Linked DNA regions of Homo sapiens: region 1 is linked to region 2. A link is a contact called in ENCODE Hi-C data. All regions are on one chromosome and are shown on one strand. The core of a region is the stretch at or near the end of the contact, and the rest is flanking DNA. Distances in the headings are between cores, read along the strand shown. Region 1 holds the start of MMP17 (matrix metallopeptidase 17). Region 2 overlaps LOC101929974 (a long non-coding RNA gene).

Region 1 (5,908 bases), core at 932-3,431, 320 kb after region 2:
TGGGGAGAACAGTGGCCTGCCTGTAAGGCCCTTCTCACATTTGTACATCCCAAGCCACTGTCGCCCAAGCTCCATAAACAAGCCATCTCCCTTCAATGCCAGCAAGCCCCGCGGTGAAGCCCCTTGCCAGCACCGAGCTACAGCCCCTCAACAGCGTCCTGTTCCAAGTCTCAGATGTGTATGAGCCCCATGATGCAGTGGGGGCACTGGCCGCGTTCCCTCTTCTGAGTCCTCGACCCAGCTTTGCCTGCCATCCACCCTCCCTTCCTCTGACTTCAGCACCTCTGATTTCCTGTAGAGAATCCCTTCCAGCCCAGGGCTTCAGCTCACTTCCCTGCCCCTGGCCCCACGATCAGGTCCTGACCCAGAATCCAGAGAGAGGTGGCCTTGGGACCATTGGTTGAGAAAGAGTCTGTCTCTGGCTGGGCCTGCTGAGGGGGAAGGATGCACAGGAGCTGCCCTGGGCCGTCTTTGCCCCACACAGAGATGGACTGAGAGAAACCGCGTTCTGACGCTGTTGCTGTGAGACTTGGTCCAGCCCTGCCTGACTTTGGCACACGCTAGGACGCCACCGTTTCCTGAGCCCATACCCATACGCTTCCTTTCCTTGACTACAGCCGCTTTGGCTGGGTCTCTGCTCTGGAAACCAGGTTGTCCTGATGCACTTGGTCAAAATCCCGGATGAGGCCAGGTGCGGTGGCTCACGCCTGTAATCCCAGCACTTTGGGAGGCCAAGGCGGGCTGATCACCTGAAGTCAGGAGTTCAAGACCAGCCTGGCCAACATGGTGAAACCCCGTCTCTACTAAAAATACAAAAATTAGCTGGGCACGGTTGTGCACGCTTGAAATCCCATCTACTCAGGAGGCTGAGACAGGAGAATCATTTGAATTTAGGAAGCAGAAATTACAGTGAGCCAAGATCGTGCCACTGCACTCCAGCCTGGGCAACAGAGCAAAAAAAAAAAAAAGAAAGAAAGAAAAAACAATCCGGGATGTCCTGTGAAAGTCCCCACCTCCTACAGGTGATCCCATCAGTCCGAACCAAGGTCATCTGAAGCAGGTGTGGAATCACCCTGTTCAGACCGGGCCAGGGAGGCTCTGAGGGCAGCAGGGACAGGATGGGCCAGAGTACCCAGGGAAGCGGGGGGGGGGGGGGGGGGGTGGTTGGGGGGAGTCGGCCCTCACAGGAGGGGAGGGGCACCACTTCCCTGAGACCAGTTCTGGTAAAAGGGGCCGAGCCTCAGTTTCCCTGTCCGTAGAATGAGACCTCAGTCCTGACAGTACCAGCTGCGATTTGGGGTGGTGGAGCAGGAGGGCCTGGGAAGGAGGGGAAGCCATGCTGTCCAGCACGAGGAGAAGCTGAATAAAGGCAAGGGTTACCCTTGAACCTCACCCCCTGCCCTCTCCCAAGATCTCCCACTCGGTGGGCAGCCTGTACGCAACTTGCACGAGTTCAATCCACACAAGCGCCTGCTCGGGCTCTGACCCTGGCTCTGCCGCTTGCCCGCTCCAGGACCTCCCATAAGTTACTTCATTTCTTTGGGCCTCAGTTTCTTTGTCTGCGAAATGGAAATCATAGTTTTCATCTCATAAATGTTGTAAGTAAATGAAATTATTTATGTAACTCCTGGGCATGTGCCAGGCACACGCTGCGCTCCAACAAACATTACAAGTTAACATTCTCGCTCCCAGGCCCGCAGGGACCGCAGAGCCTCCGCCGAGGACCCCAGCCCCCCCAACACCCGCCCTCGCCCTCCAGTCCCCCGCGCCCCCCAAGCCCCACCCTCCCTCTCCCGCGGTCCGCGGGCTCCACCAAGCGCCCACCTGCTGCGCTGCGGCGGCGGCTCCGGGGCCTGAACCCGGGTCTGAACCCGGGCCTCGGCGCCGTGGGGGGTGGACCCGGGAGCGCGGCCGGAGAGGGGAGTCAGGGTCAGCTCCCCGCAGGCGCCCCGACCCCCGCCTCCGCGCCCATCCCGCGCGTCCCCGCCGCCCCAAGAGCGTCCTAAGACACCCGGGGAAACGCCTTCCCTGTGATGCCGCGGACCCAGTCCCGTCGCGGACACGGCGGGGCGGGCGGGGGTGGCAGCGTCCGAGGCGGCGCGGGCCCTTTAAGGCGGCCGGCCTCGTTAGCATACATTTGCATGGCCCCGCCCCGCCGCTTGAGGCTGCCGCGCGGGGCTCAGTCCGGCGGGGGCGCCGCGGAGAGCGGAGGGCGCCGGGCTGCGGAACGCGAAGCGGAGGGCGCGGGACCCTGCACGCCGCCCGCGGGCCCATGTGAGCGCCATGCGGCGCCGCGCAGCCCGGGGACCCGGCCCGCCGCCCCCAGGGCCCGGACTCTCGCGGCTGCCGCTGCCGCTGCTGCTGCTGCTGGCGCTGGGGACCCGCGGGGGCTGCGCCGCGCCCGCACCCGCGCCGCGCGCCGAGGACCTCAGCCTGGGAGTGGTGAGCGCGCGGGCGGGACGGGCGCGGAGCTCCTGGGCCGGAGCCGGGGGTCTCCGCGGGCCGGGTGGCGGGGACCGGGAAGACCCCAGCAGTGCACGTCGGCGTCGCGCGGGAGCCCTGGCGCCCTGGACCCATTTCCTGGGTGGGGAGACTGAGGCAGGGACGCGGGCTGAGCGACCGGGCGAGCGCACGCGAGTCCTGGGGAGGCGCCGGCTGCCGTCCCGGCTCCGTGCGCTGGGAGCGCGCCGCAGCCGCAGGAGCCCGTGGAGTTGTGAGGGGGTCGCCCACCCGGAGCCCGGGTCGCCGGCTTGCAGCAGCCCCGGAGCAGCCGGGCTGGGCGAGAGCAGGCATCGCGGCCGCCCCGAGCTCTGCGCGCTGCGTGCGTTCCGGGTGGGAGTGGCGGGGGCAGGAGCACGCACCCACAAAGCGAGGAAGGGCAGGGGCTACGGAGTGGGGGCACCCCGAAAGCCTTGAGCCCCCGAGTTTGCTCGGTTGAGGGTGTTGGGGGCACAGGGATGCTGGCCCCCAGCTCCCCACTGGACAAGGACCTGGCCCTCAGCCTCCTTCCCCTCCACCCCAGGTCGGCCAGGCTGGCCCTGCCTTGCCCTGGTACAGTGCTGAGCCGGGGGCGCGGGGAGAGCCTTCCTCACTCCACACCCAGTAGCTGTCCCCAGCTCAGCTTAGAAACCCTGCCTGGGGGCAGCGACGTGGCCTCTTCCTACAGCCCCCTCCCCTGTTCCGCAGCCGGGACTCGCGTCTCCTGTGGACCCGGAAGATTTAGAGCACACGTCGTGGGGTCAGCGCCCCCCCGCTGGGGCGGCCGGGTGAACTCCCGCTGGGTTCGTTGGTTCCTTCTGAGGCTCCTGCCCCACCGCTGCCTTCAATGGACTCCTACCCAGGGAGTCGGGCCAGGAGCCGAGGCCTCCCCGCCCCACACAAGTACTCGGCCTGGCCCTCGTCCGCGGACAGTCTCCCAGTGGGGTCCTGGCAGGGCCCCTCGCCCAGCGCAGTGGACATTCAGGAGCTCCAAAACCTTGGGGTCCAAGCAAGTCAGCGCAGGTGTATTTCAGGCAGTCGAGGCATATGGAGGGGCCACTTGGGTGGCACCCGCAGCCCCTGTGGTTGGCAGGACTTGGCCAGGGGGTCTGGATGGGAAGCCGATTTGGCCACCGTTTGCCCCAGGCCCCGAAGCCATCTGGGAGGGTGCTGGCCACTGTCCCTGCTGCCCGCGTCCAGGTGCCTGCAGGTCCCCACAGTGGCTTCCTTCCAGCCAGGCAGCCTGTGAACTTGGGGTGCCCCCCTCCACCTCCTCAAGACCCTTTTGTAGGTGCGGATCTCCCGGATCCCCCACTGAGAATCACGCCCTGGGGGCCTGGGGTCTCCAGCTGTGGAGGGAGGTGAACCCAGGCCCGCCTTCCAGGTCCGAGGGTGCCGCAGAAGGGGCCGGGGCAATGCCAGGGAAGGACTCAAGGTGGGGCCCACACACTCAGGAGGATGGACCCCCGGCCGAGCCATGTTGGCTGATCAGACCCAGTGCGGTTTGGAAGTTTCTCGCCACCCACCTGCCCCCCTGCCCGGAGAGAGTGGGTCAGGCGCCCTCCTCTCGGCTGGTACCTGCGCCTCGGTCTCTCCTGGCACCCCGGGGGTCACCCGCCCCGCGCCCTGCGACAGCACCGAGCGGAGGATGTGGCTCCCCAGCCTGGCCGGGGGCAGTGAGTGGGGCCCCGGTGTCCAGCCGGAGAGGGAGGACGCTGCGGGCAGCCCCCTGCCTGGAGCCCCGCTCCGTGTCGGGCCCGGCCTGGCGTGGAGCCTCCGTCCTGCCGCGGCTTCCTGCTCACACTGGCGGTGCGGGGCGTCCTCTGCTGGCCCTCGGGGAACCGCGGGCCGAGCTCAGGCCCAGGGGCGGGCGGCTTCCCCGCGGGGAGGGACGAGGAGGCCGGGATCTGGGCGGGAGCGGGGACTCCTCCTCCGCCCGCTCGCCGGAGGCGCTCCCGGAGTGGACTGATATTCAGGTCTGGGCGCCAGGGACGAGAAGTGCTCCTTTGTCTCAGAGCTGCAGACAGAGCTGCACCCAGCAGGGCTGGAGCCGGGGCTGGAGGGGAGGGCCCGCCCCGGAGCGCCCCCCGTATGCACGTGAACAAGGCCGGGATTCAGGCTGCTGGGCTGCGGAGCCGGGCTTTCAGGAGCCCCCGGCGGGGACAAAAGAGCGCACTGTCCCCCCGGGGGTCCTTGGCGGGGCTGCTTGTCCTTGTGGGCCTGAGTTTTTTGTCTTTCTGTGTTTTGAGTACGACATACAGCGAGCAGCCCAGGGTCTCCACAGGCGTCCGCCTCCCTCCCGCCCCTGGTTCCTGGGCACGGATGGGACGCGGCTCTCCGTGCCTTATTTTTGCACGGTGGCACCGTGGGCCGTGCGATTGCAGCTTCGCACGCTATCTGGAGTGTCTGTGCCGGAGCCGCCCGTCTATTCACCTGGTTAAGCCAGGCTCGGCCTGCAGCCTGCTTCTGGCCAGAACTTCCCGGACTCGCGGCGAGAGTGTCTCGGGATCTGGGTCCTGGGTGGCAGTTGTGTGGTGGCAGATTTTGACAAGCTGCTCTAAAGTTTCTGCTCCATTTCTCCTCTCGGCAGCACAGCCTGTGGCTGTCATCACCGCGCCCACGGCACAGTGGCAGCTCCCTTGATCTTCTGTAGGAGGTGGGGTGGGGCGGGGCAGGTGGGGGGTACTGCTGAGGTTGTGGGATGCTGGGCCAGATGGTGCCAGGTGGCAGCCGCCCTCCATGTCCTGGCTTCTGCCGGTGGCCTCTGGGTTCCTGGCCCTCAGGACCTTGTCATCGCCCTGGCTGGGGCCAGGGTGTCCCCTCTCACCCTGCAGCTGCTCCCAGAGCTTCAGGCGAGCACCCCCAGCCAAAACCAAGACAGGCAGGAGGGTTAGACCATGGCCTGATTTCGCCATGAGAGACGTCTGACTGTCCCTTGCTCCGCGGTCCCCTTCTGACAGCCGTCTTCATGGCTCCGGGGATGTTGTTTGCCTTGGACGTGGGCTTTGCCACCCAACTAAGTGCCGGGCCTCAGTCTCCCTGTCTGCGCAATGGGGCCAGTGAGGACAGGCTGCCGTGCGATCAGCGGAGGTGCTTCCGATGGTTCAGGGACAGGAAGGGGGAAGGCTGGAGAGGATCTGGGGGGGGACGGGAAGGGGGAAGGCTGGAGAGGATCGGCGTGGGGGGACCGGAAGGGGGAAGGCTGGAGAGGATCTGGGGGGAGATGGGAAGGGGGAAGGCTGGAGAGGATCTGGGGGAGGGACCGGAAGGGGGAAGGCTGGAGAGGATCTGGGGGGTGACGGGAAGGGGGAAGGCTGGAGAGGATGGGGAGGGACCGGAAGGGGGAAGGCTGGAGAGGATCTGCGGGGGGAAGGGAAGGGGGAAGGCTGGAGAGGATCTGGGGGGGACGGGAAGGGGGAAGGCTGGAGAG
Region 2 (6,105 bases), core at 1,769-4,268:
ATTTCTCATTCTGATGGCCAATCCCTCATTGAGGGCAAAGATAAAATGGTTTCCGGGAGAATGGACACAAACCCTATCTCCCACGCCCCCATCAGTGCTCCCGACCTGCTCATTGACAGGATTTGAGGAGAGCCCAAAGATCCCACTTACTGCAGAAGATGAACAAGCAGAATCTCAGAGCACCCAGTTCCTTTTCTCTAAAGAGTACAGGATGTTGTCAGGATAAACTGATCCTTCCAAGCACTATTTAGTGTGAAGAAATCTAAGGCTTATTATAGCAGAGTCTTAAATGTCAGCATTCATGGGAATCACCCAGAGGGTTTGTTAAAACATAGATTGCTGGGCTCTACTCCTACAGTGTCTGAGCAGGTCTGGGAAGCAGGACTGACAATTTGTATTTCTACCAAGTTTCCAGGTGATGCTGATGCTGCTGGCCCAGGGACCCCACTTTGAGAACCACTGGATTTAATGGGAAAGGAGCAATATTGCCAGATGGCACAGGACCCAGTGCTATGCTCCTCCTAAAGAACTATTATCCAAAAAGCAGGCCCTACTGTAGGGCTGGCTGCTGACCTGGGGGAATTGTGAGAGTCAACCCCAGGGTTCTTGGGAGATGTGGCCCCAGTTAACCTGGAGTCACAGGTGGCTCTGGCAAGCATCCCTCTCCCACCTGCCCTTTTCACAGGCCCGCACTCAGGGTCTTAGCAGTTGGAAGCATGTGGTGAGAGTCACTAGGTCATCATTGGCTTTCCCTAAGGTTGTGTGGCAAAATCCCCACGTCAGTTCGAGGCCACGCCCTGCAAGTCAGTTCCTCAGAGAAGGCCCTACCTGTTGACACAGAGGATGAAAAAGAAGCTAACAAAATGTAGAAGCTGGCATTGGAGTAGAGGGCACGGGCAGGGGAACAAACCCTTGCAAACCCCACTGCCCACACATGTGGCCGTTCCTACTCTGCGCACTGCCTCCCTCAGCGTGGGTGGAAGTATCTCTAGGCCATATGCTCGGGGAAGCACTGATCATTAAATTAGCCCTGCTCTTGCTCTAATTAAGACTCCCATCTGTTTCACTCATTAACCACCACTGGCCTGTTCCTGCCTCTGGTGTTTCACTTCATATTTCAAAGGAGTCAACTGCCTCTCTCCAGCCAAAATCACCAAGGGTCCAGGTTGTAAATCAAGTGGGGCTCAAGGGCAGCCCCTCCTGAGTTCTAAGTCACTATAGTCACACTTCTGCTCAGGCCCTTTGGGGTCCCTGCCCACCACACAGCCACCTGATGAGCCCCATCTACTCCTTGTCACTCACGGATTCTCTCCTCTCCTCAGTGGGGTCTTCCTCCCGCCCACCGGTGAGCTCCAAGGCTTGATCCTTCACAGCCCATCACACCTGGTGTATGCCTCAGTTTACCCCTCATCACCTGGCCCAATGACTGAGACTCTGTCTCCCTCATAGACTATAGGTTCCCTAAAGGCTGGGACTTGGTCTTTTTGTCTCTGTAACCCCAAAGTGCATCCCAGCACCAGGACTCAGAAGCCCTCAGGAAATGAACATTGAAAGAATGAGTGAATGAATGAATGATGAACAAATGGATGGACGTGCAAAACTGCTGCACACGGATCTGGCACCTCCCTGGAGGAGGTGAGACACGGCCATAATGAGCTTCCTTGTCAAGAGCCCAAGAGCCTGGCAATGACAGCTCCTGGCAATGGGTGCCTATAAAACCCAGAATTGTTTCAGCACTTCGGCTCTCAGAGAAACTGCAGCCAGCTTGTTCTCATAAGACTAATGCAATAAAAATAAAACACCTGTTTCTGGGAAACAAAAATATCATGCATTATTCAGCTACCATCTTTAGATCCTGGGAAACTGTATCTGAAAGGATCAATCACTGAGAAATAGGTACCAAAATGTGCTACTTTTAAAGTGATGGTCTGTTGTTTCTTAAAATGAACAACAAAAGATCTTTGGGGAACAGGCCTAGCTGAAGCTCTCTGAGGACTCTCAACATAGGCAGAGCTGCCAGTGTCCCTGGTCAAACACAGAAGGAGAGGGGTCCCTGGATCTGGAGGAGGCTCTGGGCAGGGGGGATCGTAGCGAAGATGCGCTTTCCTCTCTGATGCCATGACCCCCTTCTGTTTCCCCAAGGCCAGCCCTGGTCTGGGGGGCTCCAGCCTTCCCACATCCACCTGCTCCTGGGTGCACTTCCGTGGGGCTCTCACCCTCACAGCCCGCCCCCAGGATCCCAGATCCCACTCATACAACCCGAACATTCTCTGCTTCTTTCTCGGGAGTCTGGAATCATGATCAGTAAGTCTAGACTTTTTTTGAAAATGCCAATGCCAAAGCCAAAGCCAGGCCATGGGGCCCAAGGAAGCATTCCTCTCATCCTCCTCTGAATACTGGGCATGGAGAAAACCAGGAGACACAGACTCAGAAAGGGCCAAGTCAATTTCCTAAAGATGTTATAATTGCTCACTTCCCAGCTAGCTCTGATGCCTGCAAGCTCTTCACCAACCCCAGGAGGTGAGCGTCATGCAAATGATACCAATTTCCCACCCCCGTCCTGTCTCTGAATAGACAGGAAGTACATGAGTCAGTAGCATTTGACACTCACAGAGGAAGGTGCTGCTGAGAGAGGCCTGGGACAAGCAAGAGGAAGGAACAGACTCAGGGGAAGACTGTGAGGGTGGCATGTGGCAGAGCCGCCCACCAGCACCCAGACCACCTCCTAGGCCCTGTGCACGTGGAGACTGAGTGAGGACTTCCCAGAGTCTGCAGGTGGTGCCCACCCTGTCCTCCGAGGGAAAGTGAGACAGTCACCCCAGGCTGGGCTGAGCAGCCCACGGGTCGCTGCAACCCTCACACTGCACCTCACTATTCCCTAAAGGGCCCTGCAGGACTGGTTCCATCCCTTCTCTGGCCACATCTGTGTCAGGGATTCCAGGACCATCCCCAGGTTCAGAGACTCCCAGGACTCAGGCTGCAATTTATTACAGTGAAAGGACAACCTGCAAAAACAGCAAAGAGAAAGGCACAAGGGGAACCAGGCACAAGCTCCCAGAGTCCCCTCCCTGGGGAGTCACACAGCACATGTCTAATTCCCCAGCGATGAGATGTGACAACACATGTGAGTGCTGTCTATGAGGGACGCTCACTAGAGACTCGGCACCCAGGGTTTACTGGGGTCTGGTCACGTCAGCACCTGTGCCTGGCATAGTCCAAAATCCCAGCCTCTCAGAGGGAAAGCAGGTCCTCAGCATAAACCCTATTGTTTGCACACGCAGCCATTCAGTGAATCAGTGTGGGGGCCTGTTTATCGGCAAAGCTCCCAGGCCCCAGCTGAGGGCCAACCTTGCCAGCAGGCCTCTGCAGGGAGGGCATCTTTGGCCTTCATGGTTAATTCCTTCTGCACAAGTACCACCTCTGTCCCGCCCATGCTCACCGTCCCCAGCCACATGAGCTCCCACCAGCACCTTGACCTCCTGCAGGCTCAGCCTGGCACCGCTCCCAACTCCATCCATGCACAGCTGGCTCCTTGTTGGCATCCAGGGCTCAGATCAATGTCACCTCCCCACAGTCACCTCCTCCCCACAACCACCCAGTCTACAGTAGCCTGCGTCCTACGTACCACCACACAGCACAGTGTTAGGCCCTCCCCACACTGTTCTTAAATGTTCTTATTTGTTTACTACCTGTCCTTGCTGGGATGCCAGTTCCCAGAGAACAGGAGCCTGGTCTATACCCTCAGATCCTAACCAGTGTGTGCACATGATGAATGCACGTGTGATGGTTACTACTTAGTATCAACCTGATCGGATTGAAGGATACAAAGTATTGATCCTGGGTGTGTCTATGAGGCTGTTGCCAAAGGAGATTCACATTCGAGTCAGTGGGCCGGGAAAGGCAGACCCGCCCTTAATCTGGGTGGGCACCATCTAATCAGCTGCCTGCTCAGCTCAAATATAAGCAGGCAGAAAAATGTGAAAAGAGAGACCGGCCTAGCCTCCCAGCCTACACCTTTCTCCCGTGCTGGATGCTTCCTGGATGATCCCTTGAACTGGACTTGGACTTGGACTGGCTCTCCTTGCTCCTCAGTCTGCAGACGGCCTATTGTGGGACTTTGTGATCGTGCGAGTTAATACTTAATAAGCTCCCCTTTATCTATCTATCTATATATATATATATATATATATATATATATATATATATATATATGTTTGTGTGTGTGTGTGTGTGTGTGTGTCTGTATTCCACTAGTTCTGTCCCTCTAGAGAACTCTAACACAGCACATAAGAAGACGGGTGTTCATGAATACCTGAGTGAATGAAATTAAAAGTGTTCTGGGAACTGAGATGTTAATACACTCCTGTGTTGGGATTGTTCTCAGAGGACCCGGCTGTAGCATTCACAGCAAGGTGAGGCATCCCAGGGCCATGCTGCCTCTGGCCTCACTTCCTGCTCCTCTGCCCCTCACTCTGCATGCCCAGCATCTGAGCCCCTGACTGCCCCCCTCCCTAAAACCTTCATCTGCCCAAGGTCCATGCCCTGGCTGTCCACGGGGCTAATGTGTGCCTTTATGTTTGCTCACATATCACCTCAGCAAGCCCTTGCCTGACCAGGTAATTTAAATGGAACTTCCTCAGCCCTGACGGCCTCATCCACCCCTGAACAGTGCCATGGCTGTATTCACCCAAGGCACATTCAGGCTTCTAACAGTTTTAATACTTATTTATGATGGGCATCATTTCTCTGTCATCCCTGACTAGAATGAAAGCTCAAATAAAGCAGTGACTTTAACAAATCCCCAGTGAGTCTTCCATAAATATTTGCTAAGTTGGTGAAGGACTCCTCGGTAGCAGGGCCACACACACACACGTCCTGACTCACAGAGTATTGAGAGGATTAACTGAGATGACGGTAGATCAAAGGCTAAGCTCAGTGCCTGCCTAGGGTGTTCTGCACACCTGCCACCCATTACCTACATTAGCTGACACTGAGTACCTCAGGAGTTCCGAGTGACCTTGTACAAACACGGTCTGAACTGGACCTAAGAAGCAGGTGGGCATTGACGGCAGAGAGGGAGGGAGCAGCAGGTCAGAGACAGAGGGGTGGAACACAGGTGCAGGGTGGACACACAGGTGTGTCTCTCTGGGGACAGTGAAAGTAGCGGTCTCAAGGGTGCCAGGGTTTAGAAAAGAGAGTGAGAGATTTTACTGGAGACGAGAGCTGGGGACAGACTTCTGGTTCCAAAATGGTGACATAGGGCCAGGTCCAATGGTTCATACCTGTAATTCCAGTTACTTGGGAGGCTGAAGCAGGAGAATTGCTTGAACCCAGGAGGCGGAGGCTGCAATGAGATCATGCCACTGCACTCCAGGCTGGGTGACAGAGTGAGACTCTGTCTCAATTTTTTAAAAAATGGTGACATAGAAGCAAGCTGGCTTCACTCTCCCCCATCCCCACCCACTGCCACAGAAAACTGAAAACAAACATACAGGGCCAAGATGATCCCCAGCAATATCCTAGAACTCAAATATGAGGATGGGCCACTTCCCAGGGCCACAGAGAAGTGACGAAACTCTGAGCAGATGGTAAGAGAATCAAATTTTCATATCCATGATGCCCCTGCCTTCCATGGCCCAGCACCAAGCACATGAAAATTTTCCTATCTCAGTTTCTACACCGGAAAAAGTGAACTTGAGGTGGGCAATTACCTTTCCCACCATCTTGGAGTCCCTGGCAGGAAACTTGTCTCTGTCTCAACCCACGGAAGCATTGAGAGAGTGCCTGAAGGGAGAAATATTCCTGAGGACAGCCAGAGACAAAGTGGGGAGGTGGGACTACCATCCCAGCCCCGGAAACTCTGCTCTGTAACTCAGCCAAAGGAGACACCAAGCCACAGTGACTATTCAGCCGCACGATGCCGTAGGAGGTATGTTCCACAGGACCCCTGGGCACAACCCCGAGCCAGCCTTCCCCACGCTACCGGGATATCCCTTTTGGGCCCTCCCCCATTCAGACAGGGAGCACTCCGATAGTTTGCTAGAGCCAAGGCCAACCTGAGGTTAAGGGATCATCTACCACTAAAAAGGGGCAGCAACCTAGCAG

Evidence for each region. A loop is a pair of places that touch in the nucleus more often than their neighbours do. Pooled maps may share reads with other maps.
Region 1: a pooled map shows a loop between it and region 2 (10-fold over the local background). The contact joins the promoter of MMP17 here to the enhancer-like site in region 2. A Hi-C loop is called at or near these places in 2 of 37 single-sample maps with no recorded cell type and 5 of 50 pooled maps.

Annotation. Positions count from the first base shown.
Region 1 is chr12:131,826,212-131,832,119 of GRCh38, forward strand. It overlaps MMP17 (matrix metallopeptidase 17), which reads left to right and starts at 2,182. Exons shown (of 10, transcript NM_016155.7): 1 at 2,182-2,442. The coding sequence starts at 2,284. RefSeq lists silencers at 2,047-2,176, 4,166-4,425 and an enhancer at 3,909-4,518.
Region 2 is chr12:131,508,918-131,515,022 of GRCh38, forward strand. The region is part of intron 1 of LOC101929974 (a long non-coding RNA gene); the gene reads right to left. Among named protein-coding and RNA genes, the nearest start is that of LINC02414, 140 kb to the right of the region's middle. RefSeq lists an enhancer at 2,299-2,348. Within about 2 kb of position 3,019, at least 3 of the 41 ENCODE cell types and tissues checked have a DNase peak (open chromatin) inside an H3K27ac peak, as active enhancers do.